Linked DNA regions of Homo sapiens: region 1 is linked to region 2. Evidence: read pairs that join two places in POLR2A ChIA-PET (ENCODE). Cell type or tissue: PC-9. All regions are shown on one strand. Each heading gives the region's core, and the rest is flanking DNA. Links, peaks and the distances in the headings are about the cores only.

The links. Peaks named below come from ENCODE experiments on the same cell type or tissue, not always from the same donor. Only the 100,000 strongest peaks of a DNase experiment are listed, where the experiment ranks them.
Region 1: POLR2A ChIA-PET joins it to region 2 with 15 read pairs; 9 of 35 experiments call an interaction of 5 or more read pairs at or near these places.

Annotation. Positions count from the first base shown.
Region 1 is chr2:233,236,623-233,246,643 of GRCh38, forward strand. No RefSeq gene overlaps it. Among named protein-coding and RNA genes, the nearest start is that of ATG16L1, 10 kb to the right of the region's middle. RefSeq lists a silencer at 6,173-6,367. In PC-9, for the core only: no CTCF peak of the experiment used is centred there; DNase peaks (open chromatin) are centred at 4,479 and 8,399; H3K27ac peaks cover 2,609 bases.
Region 2 is chr2:233,131,641-233,141,661 of GRCh38, forward strand. It overlaps INPP5D (inositol polyphosphate-5-phosphatase D), which reads left to right. Exons shown (of 27, transcript NM_001017915.3): 6 at 8,202-8,289. Among named protein-coding and RNA genes, the nearest start is that of INPP5D, 76 kb to the left of the region's middle. In PC-9, for the core only: no CTCF peak of the experiment used is centred there; no DNase peak of the experiment used is centred there.

The DNA.
Region 1 (10,021 bases), core at 738-8,737, 110 kb after region 2:
GAAACCCTGTCTCTACTAAAAATATAAAAATTAGCCAGGTGTGGTGGCACATGCCTGTAATCCCAGCTACTCGGGAGGCCGAGGCAGGAGAATCACTTGACCCTGGAAGGCGGAGGTTGTGGTGAGCCAAGATCGTGCCATTGCATTCCAGCCTGGGCGACAGAGCAAGACTCTGCCTCAAAAAAAAAAAAAAAAAAAAAAAAAAAGGAGCACTGATGAAGAGTCTAGCTAGCCAGGCCTCAGCCACATGGAGCTGGGAACAAGGTTGTCAGGCAGAGGGTGGCTCTTCTCTGGGCCCTGGTCCTCTCTGGACGTTTCCTTCTGCTCACCTGTTTCTTTCTCTGCCCAGCGTCCTCTGCCTATTCCTGGTTCTCCTTGGCTTTGTCTTGCCATGGTGCTGACTCAGCCCTTGACTGCTCCAGACCCAGAGGCCCGGCTCCTCACTCTCCCTTAAGAGAGGATTTAGGCCCAGTTAGGTGTCCACGGCTGGTCCAAAAAGTTCTTGGCCGGAAAGCTTCAGTCATGGGATAGAAACACAGCCACCCAGGCACATGACTTGATTAGAGAGAAAGACAAGTGGACTTGGCAAGGGTCAGGACCTCCAAAACATCAACAGCAGTGTTGGTGGCAGCTCCTTTCATTCCCACTTTCTTCTATTACTTGGGTTTCATCCAAACCTCTCTGGTTCTCAGAGAAGTACGTTCTAGGGCAGGGTTAGACATGAGAGATTTATTGAAGGAAGTGTCTGTGCAGGAAGATGGGGAGATTACAGGAGGAGGCTGGGAGAGCTGTCAGGCCATGATGCAGGTCTGACCCTGGTGAAGGAGAGAGGGAAGGAAGGTGAGGTAGGAAGACTCTCAGCCTGCCGCACATTCTAACAAAGTTTGGGCAGGGTTGATAGACATCTGTCTAAGTCAGTTCAGTCTACTATAATAAGATACCATATACTGGGTGGCTTATAAACAACAGAAATGTATTTTCCACAGTTCTGGAGCCTGGGAAGTCCAAGGTCAAGGTGCTGGCAGATCCAGTATCTGGTGAGAACCTTCTTCCTGGTTTGCAGATAGTAGACTTCTCACTGTGTCCTCACATGGTAGGAGGAGCAAGGCAGCTCTCTGGGGCCTCTTTTATAAGGTCCTCACCTCATGAATGGGTGCTGATCCCATTCATGGGGGCTCTTCCCTTGTGACCTAAGCACCTCCCAAAGGTCCCACTTCCAAATACCATCACACTGGGGATTATGGCTTCAAGATATGAATTTGGGGCAGGGGCACAAACATTCGGTCCATAGCAGCATCCTTGAGGCAAAGTTCATCAGAGGAGTCCCACGTGTCACAGGAGTCATTCTGCCTTAGCAGCCCTGCTGTGCTTCGTCATTGGTTGGGAGCAGTGGTAAGAAATGTGGACACAGCTTGAATGTGGTGGTGGATTTAGAGCACAGCATCAAGGGCTGTCAGGTGATTGTATTTCCCCCAGCAGGAGATCTGAGAGATACAAGTTCAAGGTCAACACACAGGCTCTTTTTTATGAGGCAGGAGAAGGAAGGCACAGATTGGTAAGCTTGCAGGCTATGGAGTCCACAGGCTGGGTTGGAATCTGCCTACCTCTTACCCATCATGTGCACCTGGACAAGTTACCTGTCTCCCTGAGCCTCACTTTCTTCCTCTGAAATAATAATAATGGCCATACCTATAAAGCACTTACTGTGTGCAAGACACCGTTGTCAGTATTAATTCATTTAATCCTGGGGCACAGAGTTTAAGCAACTTGCCTAAGATATCAGAGGTGATAAGTGCTAGCATCAGAATTTGAACCCAGAACCCAGGCTACATTGTCTTTGTGAAGTAGAGCCAGCAATAGCACCAACACGACTATGCTGTTGTGAAAACTGAGAAGAGAACAATTGTAAAGCATTTAGCCTCACACACTGTATACATTCAATAAATGTTACCTGCTGTTACTGGCATTACTAATTATTATTATAGAAGGTACAGACTGAGTTTTTCTTTCTTTTTTTCTTTTTTTTTTTTTTGAGACGGAGTCTCGCTCTGTCGCCCAGGCCGGACTGCGGACTGCAGTGGTGCAATCTCGGCTCACTGCAAGCTTCGCTTCCCGGGTTCACGCCATTCTCCTGCCTCAGCCTCCCGAGTAGCTGGGACTACAGGCGCCCGCCACCGCGCCCGGCTAATTTTTTGTATTTTTAGTAGAGACAGGGTTTCACCTTGTTAGCCAGGATGGTCTTGATCTCCTGACCTCATGATCCACCCGCCTCGGCCTCCCAAAGTGTGAGTTTTTCTTTAGTGGTTTCGAAGATACACACTTTTCATCCCAATGGTCTCTTCTGACAATAACTAGTTTCCTTCATATGGTGGGGAAAATGGATCCCACTGTGACAATGTAAAGTGATCCCACCTGCAGACATTTGCCTTGCTTTGGCTCTACGCTCATCAGATGTCTTCTGAGGATAACGTGGTGTTCTGTGCACACTCCCAACAGGGTAAAGGGGACACACCATTGATAGCCTACCCAGCAGCCATTTCCTGCTTCTTCCTTCCTGAGAGAGACCCAGTTTCCTTTAGATATTATTCTGGTTATCTATTGCTGCATCACGAACCATCCCCAAAACTGAAAACAACAATTCATTATCCTGTCTCACAATTCCGTGGCTGACTGGGCTCAGAAGGGTGGTTCTTGCTTGGGGTTTCTCATGTGGTTGCAGTCAGATGGCAGCTGGGGCTGGGGTCATCAGAAGCCTCCACTGAGCTGGACATCCCGGGTGGCCTCTTCATTCACGAGTCCAGAACAGTGGAAACTGGCTCAGTATCTCGGTATCTCGGTAACTCTCTCTCTTTCTCTCCCTCCCCCCATCCCGTGTCGTGTGTGTGTGTGTGTGTGTGTGTGTGTGTGTGTGTGTGTCTTTCTCTCTCTTCTTGCTCTCTCTCTCTCTCTCACTCACTTGCTGGCTCTCCACACAGCCTCTCCACATGACTATCTTGGGCTTCCTCACAGCATGGTGGCCTCCCTGCAGTCGGGCTCTGTAGATGCTGGCTGGTTTATCACAGAGCAAGCATTCCAAGAGACTGAGAAGGAGCTGCAAGGCTTCTTGTAACCCAGTTTTGAACCTTGTGCAAAGACGCTTCCTCCGCATTTTATTAGTTACATAGAAGCAGCCCAGACTCAGTCCAGGGATTACCAGGAGGCATGGTGTGGCAGACTGGGAGTAAGGGGAGCTTTGGAGAGGAACTACCATGGATACCCCTTTCCCACTCAGCCACAGGCCTCTGGGGCAGCCAGCCTCACCCTCCAGCCTGAGGGTGAACAAGATGGGTCTAAAGGTGATGCCTTCCCCTTGCCAAGAATGAGCATGTGACCCTGTTTTGGTCAATGAGATATAAGGGGGATGTCTGCTGGGCTTCTGGGGAAGTTTTCACATTCCTAAGAGAGAGTCTTCTTCCTCAGGTCATGCTCGGATTTGAATAAGTTTTCTGGAGCTGCCCTGGGCATTTTCCATCAGCCTGAGGATGACACCATCCCTAAGAAGGGCAGAGCAGACAGGTGGAAAGACCCAGGGCCCTGGATGCCACAGTGTAGCCCATCCACAGCCAACCCTGAAGCCCACCCTACTTTGGGACTCTCTGTTATCTGAAATAAGCCAAGACCACGTCTCTCTCTCTCTATATATATGTGTGTGTATGTGTATACATATATACACATACATACATATATGTGTGTGTATATATATACATATATATCACTCATATATATACACACATACATATATGATATATATGAGTAATATATATGTGTGTACATATATATGAGTGATATATATGTGCATATATATGATATATATAGATATATAGATATGTATGATATATATAGAGATATATCATATATATATAGATAGATATGTATCTATATATATATAGATATATATATCACTCAGGCTGGAGTGCAGTGGTGTTATCACAACTCACTGCAGCCTCAAGCTCCTGGGCTCAAATGATCCCACCTCAGCCACCCCTTAGCTCTCCTATGCACAGAGGGCTGTACAGTAGATGGCTGTCTGAATTTGGCCTGCGGGCCATATTTCGCTGATCCCTGGTTTAAAATGTCAAGGAGTAAATACTGCTGACACAAGATGCTGACTTAAGGCTGCTTGTCCCTCTAATCCCCACTGTAAATTATCATTATAATTATCCACTGATGCTCAGGTTCGCAAATCTGCAGATTGTAACTTAATTTAATTCTTGCTTGAGTGAGAGGATGAGTTTACCTTAAGCTTAAAAGATGGTAACTTTTAAGATTAAGGTAATGGGTGTGAGGTGGGTGCTGGGCTTCTGTAAGAGAAGTCAAGACTTGTAAGGAGAAAAATATTCTTACAGCTTAATAAGGCAAAGGAGAGTCACTAGCAAGAATCAAAGTGCTTATTGCCTTTTAGATACTTCCCCAGTACCCCACTTCCTGACCAAACCACAAAGGTCACTTCCTCTTGCCTCCAATACACACACCTTTAACTGAGAAACCTTAATCGGGGTGGGGATCATGTTGGTCACCAAGGAGATGGGACCTTGAGGGAAGAGAGATAAAAAGAAGTAAAGAAGTCTGGGCATGGTAGCTCATACCTGTAATCCCAGCACTTTGGGAGACCGAGGCAGGCAGATCACCTGAGCTCAGGAGTTCAAGACCAGCCTGACCAACATGGAGAAACCCTGTCTCTACTAAAAATACAAAATTAGCCGGGCATGGTGGCGCATGCCTGTAATCCCAGCTACTTGGGAGGCTGAGGCAGGAGAATCACTTGAACCCAGGAGGCAGAGGTTGCAGTGAGCTGAGATCATGCCATTGCACTCCAGCCTGGGCAACAAGAGCAAAACTCTGTCTTAAAAAAAAAAAAAAGAAGAAGAAGAAGTAAAGAAGGCCAAGCGTGGCGGCTCATGCCTGTAATCCCAGCATTTTGGGAGGCCAAGGCAAGTAGATCACTTGAGGCCAGGAGTTCAAGAACACCCTGGTCAACATGGCAAAACCCTGTGTCTACTACAGATTAAAAAAAAAAAAAAATCATCCGGGCATGGTGGCACACGCCTGTAATCCTAGCTACTCAGGAGGCTGAGGCATAAGAATCACTTGAACCCGGAAGGTGGAGGTTGCAGTGAGCCAAGGTCATGCCACTGCACTCCAGCCTGGGTGACAGAACGAAACTATCTCAAAAAAAAAAGAAAAAGAAGAAAAGAAAATAAAACAGGTGGGGAGGGAGAGACTGTGTAAGGGAGAGGGTGTGGCCTACTCCGCCCACCAGGGTGTGATTAAGGAATGTACCTCCATGGTCTGGGCAGATCCAGGCCCTAGGGAAAGCTCAGGGGTAAGTTGAAAAGACCATGGAAGCCACTCCTGAATCTCCACCTCAATGTGGACTCTGTAAGGGCTGGGCCAGATCTCTTAAGCCTGAAGCAAAGGACAACTGAACATTTTCCAAGGTCCTTCCTGTGCTTCACAGGCTAGACCGTTCTGCCCTGGACTGGACTGTCCCACACTTCCAGGAGAACCCCATGCTCTGGGGTCTCCCTGGTGTTTGGAGAAGCCATTTATCCATGCAGACAATTTGACAAAATGAAGGGAGATATGCAAGGATTTCTGAGGAAATTTTAGCTGTGGGGAAGCTTCATAGAAACTGAGGTCCAGTGTGCACTTTGGGATCGAAATATTTCCTTATTGAAAAGAAGAGGCTCGGAGACAAAAAGCCGGAGTGCGTGGAATGTCACGTGCCACGCAGAGGTGCCAGTCCTGGAGCCCCATCTCTGCAGGAAGCTGTGTCCCTGGGTGGCTTCTCCTGATTTGGGGACCAGCCTCTCAAAGGCAAAGTGCCTGGGCGTTCAGATTTGCAGAGCAAGTTAGAAAGTTAGACAAATCGGTGTTCCCATTTTTGGCCCTTATAAAGACAAAATGTCAACTTGATACTAAAGCAAAGACCCATATCTCATGGCATACGATATTTATTTATTGATTGAATCAAAATCAGATTCCACTGCTGCATACTGTCTGGTTCTGCTGTACGAGAACGCAGTAGTGGTTAGATATGCTGCAGAGCTATTCATATCTCGTGAGTCATTGGAACAGTGCGTTTTGAAATGGTGTCCCTTCACTTTCTGTTTAGGGGGAAAAGAGGAAATAGTTCTATGACAACAGCAGTATTTTCTAATATTCTAGGTTTATTCTAATTTTTTATTTATTTATTTTTTTTAGACAGAGTCTTGCTCTGTCACCCAGGCTGGAGTGCAGTGGTGCAATATCGGCTCACTGCAACCTCCGCCTCCCGGGTTCAAGCAATTCTCCTGCCTCAGCCTCCCAAGTAGCTGGGATTACAGGCACCCACCACCATGCCCAGCTAATTTTTGTATTTTTAGTAGAGACAGGGTTTCGCCATGTTGGCCACGCTGGTCTTGAACTCCTGACCTCAAGTGATCGCCTGCCCCGGCCTCCCAAAATGCTGGGATTACAAGCATGAGCCACCATGCCCTGCCTATTCTAATATTTCTAATTGTAATTTTGGAGTTATGATTTTTTGGGGGGGGGCTATGATTTTTTTGGGGGTTATGATTTTTTTAATTCGAAATTTCTCCCACCTGCAGATACTATTATTTAGAGCAGAGCTTAACTTACTCAGAAGTTCATGAGATCTCAGATCCAGAAACTTTTCCCAAGAAGCTTGGACATGGATTGCTGGTAAACACAAAAACTGCATGGAGGGCAGAGCAGCCGGTTGACTCCCCCTTGTCAATATCTTAAAGTGGAAAAGCTTGACTTAGTGACTGTCATTTTGTCTGCGCAGCCCTGGTCTTTTCTTAGGCTTGCCTGCTTGTATTAGTCTTGGGTGGCGAGTGAAGATAATAGCTCAGTGTAAACTAGCTTAAGTGACCTGCGGGACTGTGTTGGCTCAAGTCCTGGTGGGGAGAATAGGGCTGGGCTAGTTGCAGGACTGGCTGGAACCAGGGACTCTAACTCCATCAGGGCTCCTGGCTTCTCATCTCTACTTCTCTCTGTAGGATTGTTCCATTGTTTTCAGACTGGCCTTTTCATGAGACAGGGGACACAGCCACTAGCAGATCTAGATCTAGATCCTTAGACTTCACAACCAAAGAAGAAAAGGGACCCTCTCCCCTGGATCCACTTTAAAAATTCCTGTGGAGGATGGTGACTGAGAAGCGTTCCTATGCCTACCCCTGGGGCCAATTTGTTGCAGGAAGGGATGGAGAAATACCATTAACTAGCAGGAGGGTATAATCTGTTACCAAAAGAAAGGTGGAAGGCTGGGCCCGGTGGCTCATGCCTGTAATCCTAGCACTTTGGGAGGCCAAGGCGGGTGGATCACTTTAGGTTAGGAGTTTGAAACCAGTCTGGCCAACATGGTGAAACCTTGTCTCCACTAAAAATACCAAAATTAGCCAGTCAGGTGGCACGCATGCCAGTAATTCCAGCTACTCAGAAGGCCGAGGCATAAGAATCGCTTGAACCCGGGAGGTGGAGGCTGCAGTGAGCCAAGATCTCACCACCGCACTGGCGACAGCCTGGGCAACAGAGCGAGACTCTGTCTCAAAAAAAAAAAAAAAAAGAAAAGAAAAGAAAGAAAGAGAAAGAAGGAAGGAAGGAAGGAGCGGGGAGGGAGGGAGGGAGAGGGAGATTGAGAAAGAGAGAGAAAGAAAGAGCGAGCTAGCCAGGCCAAACAGAAGATGTGTTCTGCCTGTCCCTTCTGGGAGCTGCCCCTTCCCCTCCATCCAAAGGAAGCTGTCCTGGAAGACTGGCCTGCCCCTTTGCCACAAGGATTCTTAGATACGGGCACCTGCTGGTCCATCAGAGTCTTCTCCCAGGAATTGAGAACTGGAGCTCAGAGGCGCCAGCTCTGTTTGGCTGCTTGTGTGTACTGAGGAGCTTTCAGAGGAGCTATTTCTTTACCTCGAGGATGGGAGAACCGCGAAACACAAATGGCTGGGCCACAAGACAAGAGAAGAAGGAAGCAGCAAGCCATGGAGAAGCGGATGCAAAGGGCTGAGCACGCTGGCTGATCTGCATCCTGGTTGCAGTGATTCCTGGGATCCAGCCACATCTCTGCTGCCAGTCTCTGCAGCACACTGAATCCAGACAATAACCCCCCTTTTTCCCTTAAGGTAGCTCATATTGCACTTCTTTTGCTTGCTATCAAAAACATTCTAACTGATACACAATCTCAACCTAAAACAGTCTCAGCCCTCATAGCCTGACACACAGCCAGTAGCATGGTGAAGCAGGTGAGTTCTGGCACCAGGCTTCCTTGACTGTATCTTAGTTCTGCTTCTTCCTAACTTGTGACACCAGACACGTTGCTCTGCTTCTTCCTAACTTGTGACACCAGACAAGTTACTTTTTTTTTTTGGATGGAATTTCACTCTTGTCTCCCAGGCTGGAGTGCAATGACACAATCTTGACTCACTGCAAACTTTGCCTCCCAGGTTCAAGTGATTCTCCTGCCTCAGCCTCCTGAGTAGCTGGGATTACAGGCGTCTGCTATCATGCCCGGCTAATTTTTTTGTATTATTAGTAGAGACGGGGTTTCACCACGTTGGCCAGGCTGGTCTTGAACTCCTGACCTCAGGTGATCTGCCCGCCTCACCCTCCCAAAATGCTGGGATTACAGGCATGAGCCACCATGCCTGGCCAAGTTATTTAACTTCTATATGTCTATTTCTTCATCTCCAAAAAGGAAATATTAATATACCTACATTATCGTGTTGTGAGAATTAAATAAGTTGATCCACGTAACACAGTGCCTGACATGTAAAAATCACTCCATAACATTAACTATTATTTGTAGTGGGAGATTGCAGTAGTGCCTAGGAGAAATTTTATCATCTCTTTAAAGATCAAAGAAACAAACCAAGGAAGATAGCCTCCCCACCTCCACCACGGATCACATTCCCAGCTTGCTAGAGGTGTCATGTTGAATCCTCTGGCCGGCATTCCAGACACCGGCTGCCAATATGCAGAGGAGATAAAGATCTCCAAGAAAGTTGAAATGTTACTAAAATGCTTGTACTGTAGTATAAGGATAATAACACTTCCTCAGACATCATTTTAAAAGTATGAAATTTGGCCAGGCATGGTGGCTCACACCTGTAATTCCAGCACTTTGGGAGGCCGAGGCGGGTGGATCACTTGAGGCCAGGAGTTCTAGACCAGCCTGGCCAACATGGTAAAACCCCGTTTCTACTAAAAATACAAAAATTAGCCAGGCCTGGTGGCAGGCACCTGTAGTCCCAGCTACTCAGGAGGCTGAGGCAGGAGAATTGCTTGAACCTGGGAGGCAGAGGGTTGCAGTGAGCTGAGATCGAGTCACTGCACTCCAGTCTGGGCAACAGACTAAGACTCCATCTAAAAAAATAACAAAATAAAAAATAAATAAATAATATGAAATCTGCCAGGCAAGGTGGCTCATGCCTGTAATCCTAGCACTTTGGGAAGCTGAGGCAGGAGGATTACTTGAGCCCAGGAGTTTGAGGCCAGCCTGGGCAACTTAGTAAGACCCGGTCTCTACAAAAAAACAAAACAAAACAAAACAAAAATTAGTCCCAGCTATTTGAGAGGCTGAGGTGGGAGGATCGCTTGAGCCTGAGAGTTTGAGGCTGCAGTGAGCCGTGATCGCGCCACTGCACTCCAGCCTGGGTGACAGATCAAGACCCTGTCTCAAAAAATGAAATAAAATAATATGAAATCTGAGTGTCAACATATATACGGAGTGAAGGACATGACCTGCATGTGGTTTAATCTATGTACACAGAGATTCTTTATAATGAAAATTTCCTGCCGTGTGCATATATGTGTATACACAAAAGCAACGACCCTAAAAAAAAAAACAAAGAAAAACAAGGAGCAAAAGAGCCAAGTAACATATGCCTATAAGGGGGCATTGTTATTATCATATTAAGAAATGAGGTTTGGACCCGGCACAGTGGTTCACGCCTGTAATCCCAGCACTTTGGGAGGCCGAGAT
Region 2 (10,021 bases), core at 605-8,604:
GGTGAGCCGAGATCTCGCCACTGCACTCCAGCCTGGGTAACAGAGCAAGACTCCGTCTCAAATAAACAAACAAACAAAGGAAAGAAAGGTCAACATTTTGATTGGAAAAATGGGATTTCATACTGGCAACGGTTTTGTAGTCTGTGCTGTTTTGTGTTTTATTACACATACAGCCGTTTCAAGATTCCTTTGTTGATTTTTCTGGGGCTGTTTCAATCTTAGCTTAGTTAATATGCAGAAAACACTCTTTTATCATCAGTAATCAAATTCGACTTTCCTTTTAAAGGCTTTTAAAAGCACGATCAGTACATTCGGTAAATTTAACAAATAATTTCTTTGACAAATCAAGCACTCACCAAATTGGCCAGTTGGGCTTAATTTCAATGAATTGGCTTTCAACTAATGCAGCTGTAGCTAATTGGACCTGGAGCTATCATTTTTATAGATTCCCATGGAGGGATTTTGTTCCATTTGATGCTGTTGTTATGAATCACTTTATCACTAGGGGAAAACACATACAGCACTTTCTTTTTATAAAACACCATTTCACAATGGCTGATAACAAGCTCTTAGTTCTGCTTCAGTGGAGATTCTGTTCTTCCCTGCTTCCTTGTGGAGAAAGAAATGTATTTTAAGTCTCTCCACGAGGCTTCCCTCAGTCTTCCCCAGACACTTCTGCACATTGTTAGATTTCCCTAACACCTCAACACTACCTGGACTTCCCAGGAGCCAAGTCACCTCATCACTATGGCGGTGCCAGCTTCCCCAACTTGTCTTCTTCTCGGGTATGTAGTGCCGATGGAGAGAGCTTCCTTCAGCTTCTAGCTGCTCCATGACTCTATTTAGAATTAAAGACACCGTCATGCTCTAAATTTCCCTTGCACACTCGTCTTTGCTTTCATCAGTAAGGCGACAGCCAGGCTTGGAGACTTGATCAGCCTTGGCATTTTAGGAAATTGTAGAAAGGAACAAAATGATGCTTCCCATTTCTCCTGCCAGAATCCCTGCAGATTCTCATCCCTCAAATTGTAAACCCATAATTTTCAAACTGCTTTGATTAGAATAGGTCTTCATTCATTCGTTCATCGAACAAACATGTATTGGAGGCCTCCTCTGAGCCCTGTTCTGGGTGCTGGGATGTAGCAACAGACACAATGCACAAGCCTCTTGCTCTTTTAGGCCTTTTTGGATCTAACATCTCAGTGAGGCACACAACAGTAGACTAAGGATCCAGATGAACAAGAATTTTTTTTTTTTTTTTTTTTTGAGACAGGATCTCGCTCTGTCACCCAGGCTGGAGTGCCGTGGTGAGATCTCAGCTCACTGCAGCCTCAACCTCCTGGGCTCAAGTGAGCCTCCCACCTCTCAGCCCCTATCCTTGAGTCCCCCCACTCACTTGCTTCCCCCGAGTCCAATGGAGAAGCTGGGACTACAGGTATGTGCCACCATACCCAGCTAATTGTTATATTTTTTGTAGAGATGGGGTTTTGCCTTGTTGCCCAGGCTGGTCTCCAATTCCTAGGCTCAAGCAATCTGCCTTCCTCGGCCCCCCAAAGTGCTGCAATTACAGCATGAGCCACCATGCCCAGTTCAAACAGTAATTTTAGTAAATGTCATGGTAAGATAAAACACGATGATGTGAGGAAGAGACATTGGGTGGGAGAGTGCCAGCTTCCTTTGGAGGTGAAGGAGGTGACAGAACTGGGGTCTTGCCACACAGTGATTTGGCAGAGGGACATTAAGTACAAAGTACAAAGGTCCTGAGGCAGGAATGAAGACAGCCTGCTCAAGGAACAGGAAGTCTGTGTGGCAAGTGAGTGTTAGGAACAGAGGTTGGGGAGAGGCTGGTGTAACATGTAAAAGCTGGTCAACAAGTAAAAGCACAGGCTGCCCAGAGAGGTGGAATTTTAGGTGAACAGCAACTTCTTTAGTATAAGTATATACCATGTAATATTGGGATATACTCATGCTAATAGATTATTCATTGTTTATCTGAAATTCAAATTTCACTGGGTGTCCTGTGTTTTACCTGGTCACTGTAGGCAGGAGCCACATCACGCAAGGCTTAAGAGGCCCTATAGAGTTTGTGCAGGGCTGGGCCATGATCTGATTTTCAAGTGGTGGAGGATGCATCCTAGGAGGCACTGCCCAAAGCAGGAGACCAGCTGGGAGTGGCTGTGGTTGTCCAAGTGAGACAGGATGGCAGTCCATGAGGAAGGTGGCTAGCAGGGGCAGGGGTCTGTGTCTGTTTTGCTTCCTGCTGAGTCCCCGGTTATACACAGGCTCTGGCACATGCGGCTCAACAGATATTAGGTAAATGACCCAATGGCTGGGGGCGTGCAGATGCTGAGAACTGGTGTGACCTGGGACACGTGTGCATGGCAAAGGTGTCAGATTTGCCGCTTGATTGGATGTGGGGTGAAGGGAAGATGAATCTAGGGTGACCCCTGGGTTCCCAGTGTGAGGGGCTGAGTGGATGCTGATGCCAGTTCCTGGGATAGGGAAAGTCAAGGAGGAGGAGGAAGGAGAGGGTGGTGGGAGGAGAGTTCTGGGCTACATTTGGCTTGAGGGGCCATGAGGCATCTGAGTGGAGTCACCAGCCATGGAGCTAGTGCTAAGAAGCTAGGATGTGGGGGATGCATTTGGGGAATCATGGGGGATGCATATGGGGAATCACTGAAAGCTGGGGGTAAGGTCACTGCAGGTGAGAGTGTAGACAGAGGAGAATAGAGCCAGGCTCAAGATTTAGAGGAGGGATGGAGAAGGAGGAGCTGGGAGGGGGTTGAGAATGGCATCAATGATGTCCAGGTCTATTTGCTTGGACCCAAGTGTGAATGAGAAGGACATTGAGCACTGAGGAGTAAGGAGAAGTGCCAGAGCCTCCTCTGCAGAAATGTTGTGACGATGTCCCCGTGCGGGTCTGGCGTGAAGATCTCTTTGCAGTACAAAGCATCAGGCAAGATTTGCAACCCCAGGTTAGGCTCCCTAGAGCCAGACAGAAACTTTTCCAGAGAGAGAGAATAAGGAACCAGAGACTGGAAATATTTGGTAACTCCTGAAATGGAGACACGGAAAGGATTGCAAGTGGAATTTAAAATAAAAGATCAAAGGTCTGAATATCAATACAATATCTATTACATGAGAGCAGGGTAAGATTTTTAATAAACAAACCAAAACCAAAAATACTTCATTACCATTATAACTGTTTCATTGGAGGCCATAAAATAAGCCCATAGTTTTCCAATCAAATTTCAAAAATTAAATCACAAAACAGAGTAGAGTGTCAGAAACATGTATATCAAAAGCATGAAAAGATTAAGCAAACCTAGATGAGGAAATGTGTGGTAAAAATGGACAGTCCTTGGAGACAAAGCTCAGAGGTGCTACCTGTAGCTGGCAGGATATGTTCTTGAAGAAGTAGGAAAAAATTGCCAATTAATGTATACAATAAAAAAAAAAATTTCCAGGCTTACAAAAGAGCTAAATCTAAGTTTTGAGAAGCTCCATAATGATCCAAATAATACAACAATCAAACAGCAACACTGAAACATCTTTTTTTTTTTTTTCTTATAAAGAGACAGCATCTCACTCTGTCACTCAGGCTGGAATGCAGTAGTGGGATCATAGCTTATCCATCCTTGAACTCCTAGGCTCAAGTGATCCTCCTGCCTTTAACTCCGGAGTATCTGTGATTACAGGCATGCACCACCATGCCCAGCTAATTAAACAATTTTTTTTTTCTTAGAGATGGAGTTTCACTATATTGCCCTGGCTGGTCTCAAACTCCTGGGCTTAAGCCTTGGCTCCCCAGAGCTCTGGAATTACAGTTGTGAGCCACTGTGCCAAGCCTAAATCTCTTACAATGTCTCTAAATGACAAGAAAAGATAAATTCAACAAACAGATTGTTACAAACAGTACCATAGCTTTAAAATTGTCGACATTTAAAATGTTAAATATTTTTAAATATTTAATATTTTAATATTTTATATTTAATATATTTAATATTTAAAAATTCAAACTCCTTGACAGTATAATAAAGATTCTGAAGCCATGTCTCCAAGAAAAAGGCTACTGACCTGGAAAAGCTAAGCCTAGCTCATTCAAGAGCACAAGTCATCTTTTTCAGAAAGTTCCTAAAAATGTACCAATCAAATGCCTTACTCAAAAGGAATCCAAAAATTGTTTTTCAGAAATTTTATAGTCCTGGTGATCTTAAAAACAAGAAGCCTGCAGCTTACTGAGCAGCAAAATATGAATATACTCAAAGCAGAAAGTGTTCATTCTGTACTCCCATAACACACTGTGATGAAAATAGAAATAAGTCACAAAACTAGCCACAACCACCCAATTACCTGTACATTTTAAAATCACCTTCTAAATTACAGCTAATTAAGAAAGAAACTGACACAATAATACATGGGGTAGGTGTGGAGGCACAGAGTGGAGTAATCAAACCACTGCATATCAGAACACTATGTGATGCAGCCAAAGCACCACTTAGAGGAAAAACCATAGCTTTAAAAGTTCTGCTCTATTATTAAAAAGTAAATAGAAGGCCGGGCCTAGTGGCTTATGCCAGTAATCCCAACACTTTGGGAGGCCAAGGTGGGCAGATCACTTGAGGTCAGGAGTTCGAGACCAGCCTGGCCAACATGGTGAAATTCCATCTACACTAAAAATACAAAAAATTAGCTGAATGTGGTGTTGCACACCTGTAATCCCAGCTACTCAGGAGGCTGAGGTAGGAGAATCGCTTGAACCCAGGAGACGGAGGTTGCAGTGAGCCGAGATGGTGCCACTGTGCTCCAGGCTGGATGACAGAGCGAGACCGCGTTTAAAAAAAAAAAGGAAATAGAATAACAAGTCAAATGTACAAACTGAGTCCAGATTGTAAATCTCTTGAAGACATTATGGGTCATGTCCTAATCCCCTTGATGTTTCCAGGACCCAGCAAAGTACATGAAATGTTGATTTATTCGATATTCATGAACAAAGATCCAATGTGTACCAACTATCTGCAAGGCACTGTTCCAGGAGCTGGAAATACAGCAGTGAATAAAACAGAATCTTTAAGAAATCTCTGCTGAGCAACTGAGCAATAACAACAGCCAGAAAGGAGACGAGGAGGACAAGATGGTAAAAATAAAAACAGAGATACATCAGGAAAAACTGTCAATTAAGAAAGTTTTAAACATGAGAAATGTCAAAGGAGAATTAATAATCTGCATTAAAGATTTGGAAGTCACTAAAGAATAGTGTACAGTTATGTAGCTACAGATCTTCAAGTTATAATTAAATGGAACACATAGTTTACGTAAAATATAAAACATTAAAAGTACCATGAGTGTCCTTTAAACTTTCAAGGAAAAAATAGTGAGCATAAGGTATAGATTATTCCTGAATGACAAAAAAGTCACCTAATTCTCTCTTCAAGAAAAATATGATTTAAATCCAAAAAGCTAATCAAGATAATAGCCTGAAATAAAACTCTCTATCTCTGATTTCACTTATTAATATAAATGCATATTGTTTCAGTAACATCCCAGCAAATATAATTTAGTGACATGAAAAATGGAGGCTTTATCTAGGTCACTCCAAAGATGAGTCAACAAAAAGAAAGCACTGTAATTTTGCAGTAGATTAAAAGATAAACGGAAACCATTTACATAGATAACATTTTAAATTCATCTCTAATTTTTAAAAATCATTTTTAAAAAAAAGGAATAGAAGGATACTTCCTTAATAATGCAATATGAATCAAAGTAAAACTAATTACAATCGATAGGGAAACATTAAAATCATTCCATTAAACTTTTTTTTTTTTTTTTATGAGATGGTGGCGTCTCCCTCTGTTCCCCAGGCTGGGTGCAGTGGCAGGATCTTGGCTCACTGCAACTTCTGCCTCCTGGGTTCAAGCTATTCTCCTGCCTCAGCCTCCTGAGTTGCTGGCATTACAGGTGCCCACCACTATGCCCGGCTAATTTTTGTATTTTTAGTAGAGATGAGGTTTCACCATGTTGGCCAGGTTGGTCTTGAACTCCTGACCTCAGGTGACACCCACCTTGGCCTCCCAGAGTGCTGAGATTACAGGTGTGAGCCACCACACCTGGCCCCATTAAACATTTTAACAAAAGAAAAAGAGATACTGCCCTTGCACTCCAGCCTGGGCAACAAGAGCGAAACTCCATCACAAAAAAAAAAAAAAAAAAAAAATATATATATATATATATATATATATATATATATATATATATATACACACACACACACACATACACATAATATGTTAGTATTTATTATTATGATATAATGATATTATATTATAATATAATGAGATTATATTGTATTAATAATGTAATGAGATTATATTATATTAATAATGTAATGAGAAAAAAATACAGCACCTAGATTAAATAAAAAGCAAAGTAGGCCGGGCCTGGTGGCTCACGCCTCTAATCCCAGCACTTTGGGAAGCTGAGGTGGGCGGATCACCTGAGGTCAGGAGTTTGAGACCAGCCTGCAACATGGCGAAGCCCCGTCTCTACTAAAAATACAAAAATTAGCTGGGCGTGGTGGTGTATGCCTGTAATCCCAGCTACTCAGGAGGCTGAGGCAGGATCACGCCACTGCACTCCAGCCTGGGCCACAGAGTAAGATTGTCTAAAAAAAAAAAAAAAAAAAAAGCAAAGCAATATGTAAAGTTTATAACACTATATAAAAATATGAACAAAATTCCCAACAGAAAATTGGCAAGGGAGAAAAAACAAAAAAGTTTATACAAAGAGAAATGAGAGAAATGCAGTAGCCATTAACTAGAAATCAGCAATAGAAAAACAATGACATTAGAAATTAAAGATATGCAAATTTATTCATCCGTATTGAAGTGCAATGTTATGTCCCTTAAAAGAGAGAGAAAGAACAGAAGTACAGTCATTGGAGCTATTGGGTAATCAGGTCTGGACAATATAATCAGTACTCACAGGTTTGGCAATAATGATCAAGAGCCGTAATCTCTGGTTATCCTAATTCTGTAATTAAAAATTAGAAAAGCTATATGAACAAAGTTGTTCAGAGCAGGTTTTATTTATTTTATTTTTATTTTTATTTTTATTTTTATTTTTGAGACAAGAGTCTCGCTCTGTCGCCCAGGCTGGAGTGCAGTGGTGCGATCTCGGCTCACTGCAAGCTCTGTCTCCCGGGTTCACACCACTCTCCTGCCTCAGTCTTCCGAGTAGCTGGAACTACAGGAGCCCGCCACCACACCTGGCTAATTTTTTTTTTTTTTGTATTTTTAGTAGAGACGGGGGTTTCACCACGTTAGCCAGGATGGTCTCGACCTCCTGACCTCGTGATCCGCCTGCCTCAGCCTCCTAAAGTGCTGGGATTACAGGCGTGAGCCACCGTGCCTGGCCCAGAGCAGCCTTTATTCATATAACAAAGATCTCAGAGTAACCCAAATATCTAGCAATCGATTTCAGCACATTTACTCAATAGACTATTTTCAAATCATTAGAATGTTAAATATGTAAAAACATGAACAGTTTTTGATGAAACAATAAGTGAAAAGTAGAACTCAAAATTGTCTGCCCCACTATGTTAAAACAATAGAGAAAGATGAGCTGGGAACAAAGAGCGCATAAAGCCCGAGGATTGGAGTTGTCAATGGATGTGACAATGGGAAAATCCGTCTGAGCCTGCATTTGGGCTGCTAGGAGGGGATTTGCATCAGAATCCACAGATCACCAGCACTGGGCAGCCCTAATATTTAAAATGCAGATTCTAGACTCAATCAGGCGGGAGCCCAGAAATTTGCATTGTTAACACCTGTGTGTGTGTGTGTGTGTGTGTGTGTGTGTGTGTGTGTTTTATAAACACAGAAGGTTGGGAACCATGGATAACTAAGTGAAGTCATTTTGTCACTCAGATTTGAATTTTCTACAGGCTATAGAGTGCAGTTTGGCTAAAGCAAAACCTAGGTACAGTCAGGACTACACAATTCCAGTTCGCTGTGGGTTGGGAAGGGATGGGTGGGCCAGTGCTGGCAAGCCTTGATCTTTGCCCGGGCTTGTCCTTCTGGGGAGAATTACCTGCTTCTGCTGGACTGAGGGTGCCCTCATCTCTGGCTAGAGCCCGTGCTGCCATGGAAGACTCTTTCCGGTGCCCACTAATCCTTGATGTTCACCTTGTCCCCTGCCCCCAGAGAAGTCATCCGGACCCTCCCATCCCTGGAGTCTCTGCAGAGGTTATTTGACCAGCAGCTCTCCCCGGGCCTCCGTCCACGTCCTCAGGTAAAGGGTCTTGGGGTTGAAAAGGTGAGATTAATACCCCAGGGAGGAGGATTGAGTTAGCCAGTCCTGAGGGCTCAGGAGGAAGAGGGGAGCACTGCCCATTGTGTGTTCACTGGGCAACAGCAAGCAGGTACGCATGGGTTGGGGGTGGGAGCCTCAGCCCCTGCCCTTTCCAGGAAGCCATCTCCCACTGCCAGATTTTGATTTGAGGAATAAAGATTTCAAATTATGCACTCATCAGCAAAACTTATTTGTGCCAAATAAGGGGGTAAGCAGGGCCTGTTCCCATCATTTCTTATCAGAAACTGAAAGGAAAGAAAAAGAGGAGATGCCTAAACTCTTGATCCTGCCTCTTGTCCCAGGAGGAGCAGGATGAAGGTGCCCCCCAACCCCCGCACCTGCTCATGGCCTGGCAGGAGGCCAAGGTCGTGTTGCCCATTAAGCAAATGTCTGTGTAACAAAAGGTGTCATCAATAAAGTTTTAACAAGTTTTTTAAAAAAGCAAAAGCTGTATCTCAGAAGAAAATACCTGCAACAAAGCTTAGGGACAAAGGATTACAGACGAAGTATTCATGTTTATATTATTATTTTTATTTGAGACATGGTCTTGCTTTGTCGCCCAGGCTGGCGTGCAGTGGCACAATCACAGCTCACTGCATCCTCAAACATCGGGGCTCAAGCGATCCACCCCACCTGAGCCTCCCATGTATTAAAACTGCAATACTTTTGCACCAGCTAATAGCTGGGGATTACAGGTGCATGCCACCATGCCAGTCTCCTTTTAAAATTTTTTGTAGAGACAGATCTCACTGTGTTGCCCAGGTTGGTTTCAAACTTCTGGCCATCTTCCTGCCCCAGCCTTCTGAAGTGCTGGGATTACAGGTGGGAGCCACCATGCCTGGCCATTTTTAAAAAAATTCCTACAAATAATTAAGTAAAAACAATCCAGTTTTTAGAATGCGGAAAGGCTATAAACAAGGCGGTTCACTGAAGAGGGACAGGGAATAGCCAGTATAGATATGAAAAGGCGTTCAACCTCACCTTGTTAGTAACTGGGAAATGACATTTGACACTAGGCAGCCTCTTCTTGCCTATTAGATGGACAAAGAGTTGATGCTCAAGTTGATGGTTGAGTCAGGACTTGGCTAGGATGTGGGGTGGAGGAGGTGCTCACAGGGGCTCACTCCTCTGCTGTTGGGAATGGAAATGGGTTTTCTGAACGGCAGTTTGGCCATTTGTATGCAAATGTGAACTGCAGGCATCCCTCAAGCCCGCAGTTCCATATGTTGGCAGCTTCTTAGGGACTACAAGTACACAAAGAGTAACAGAAAAAAACATTGAAAATCACATAAACAGGCCAGGCGTGGTAGTTCACGCCTGTAATCCCAGTACTTTGGGAGGCCGAAGCGGGTGGATCACCTGAGGTCGGGAATTTGAGACCAACCTGACCAACATGGTGAAACGCTGTCTCTACCAAAAATACAAAAATTAGCCAGGTGTGGTGGCGGGCGCCTGTAATCCCAGCTACTCAGGAGGCTGAGGCAGGAGCATTGCTTGAACCCGGGAGGTGGACGTTGCAGTGAGCCGAGATGGCGCCACTGCACTCCAGCCTGGGTGACAGAGTGAGACTCCATCTCCATCTAAAACAGAAAAAAAAAAGGAAAAAGAAAAAAAGAAAATCACATAAACATGGAGAGCTGGTGAACTGCAGTGGTGCAGAATTCTATTCTAA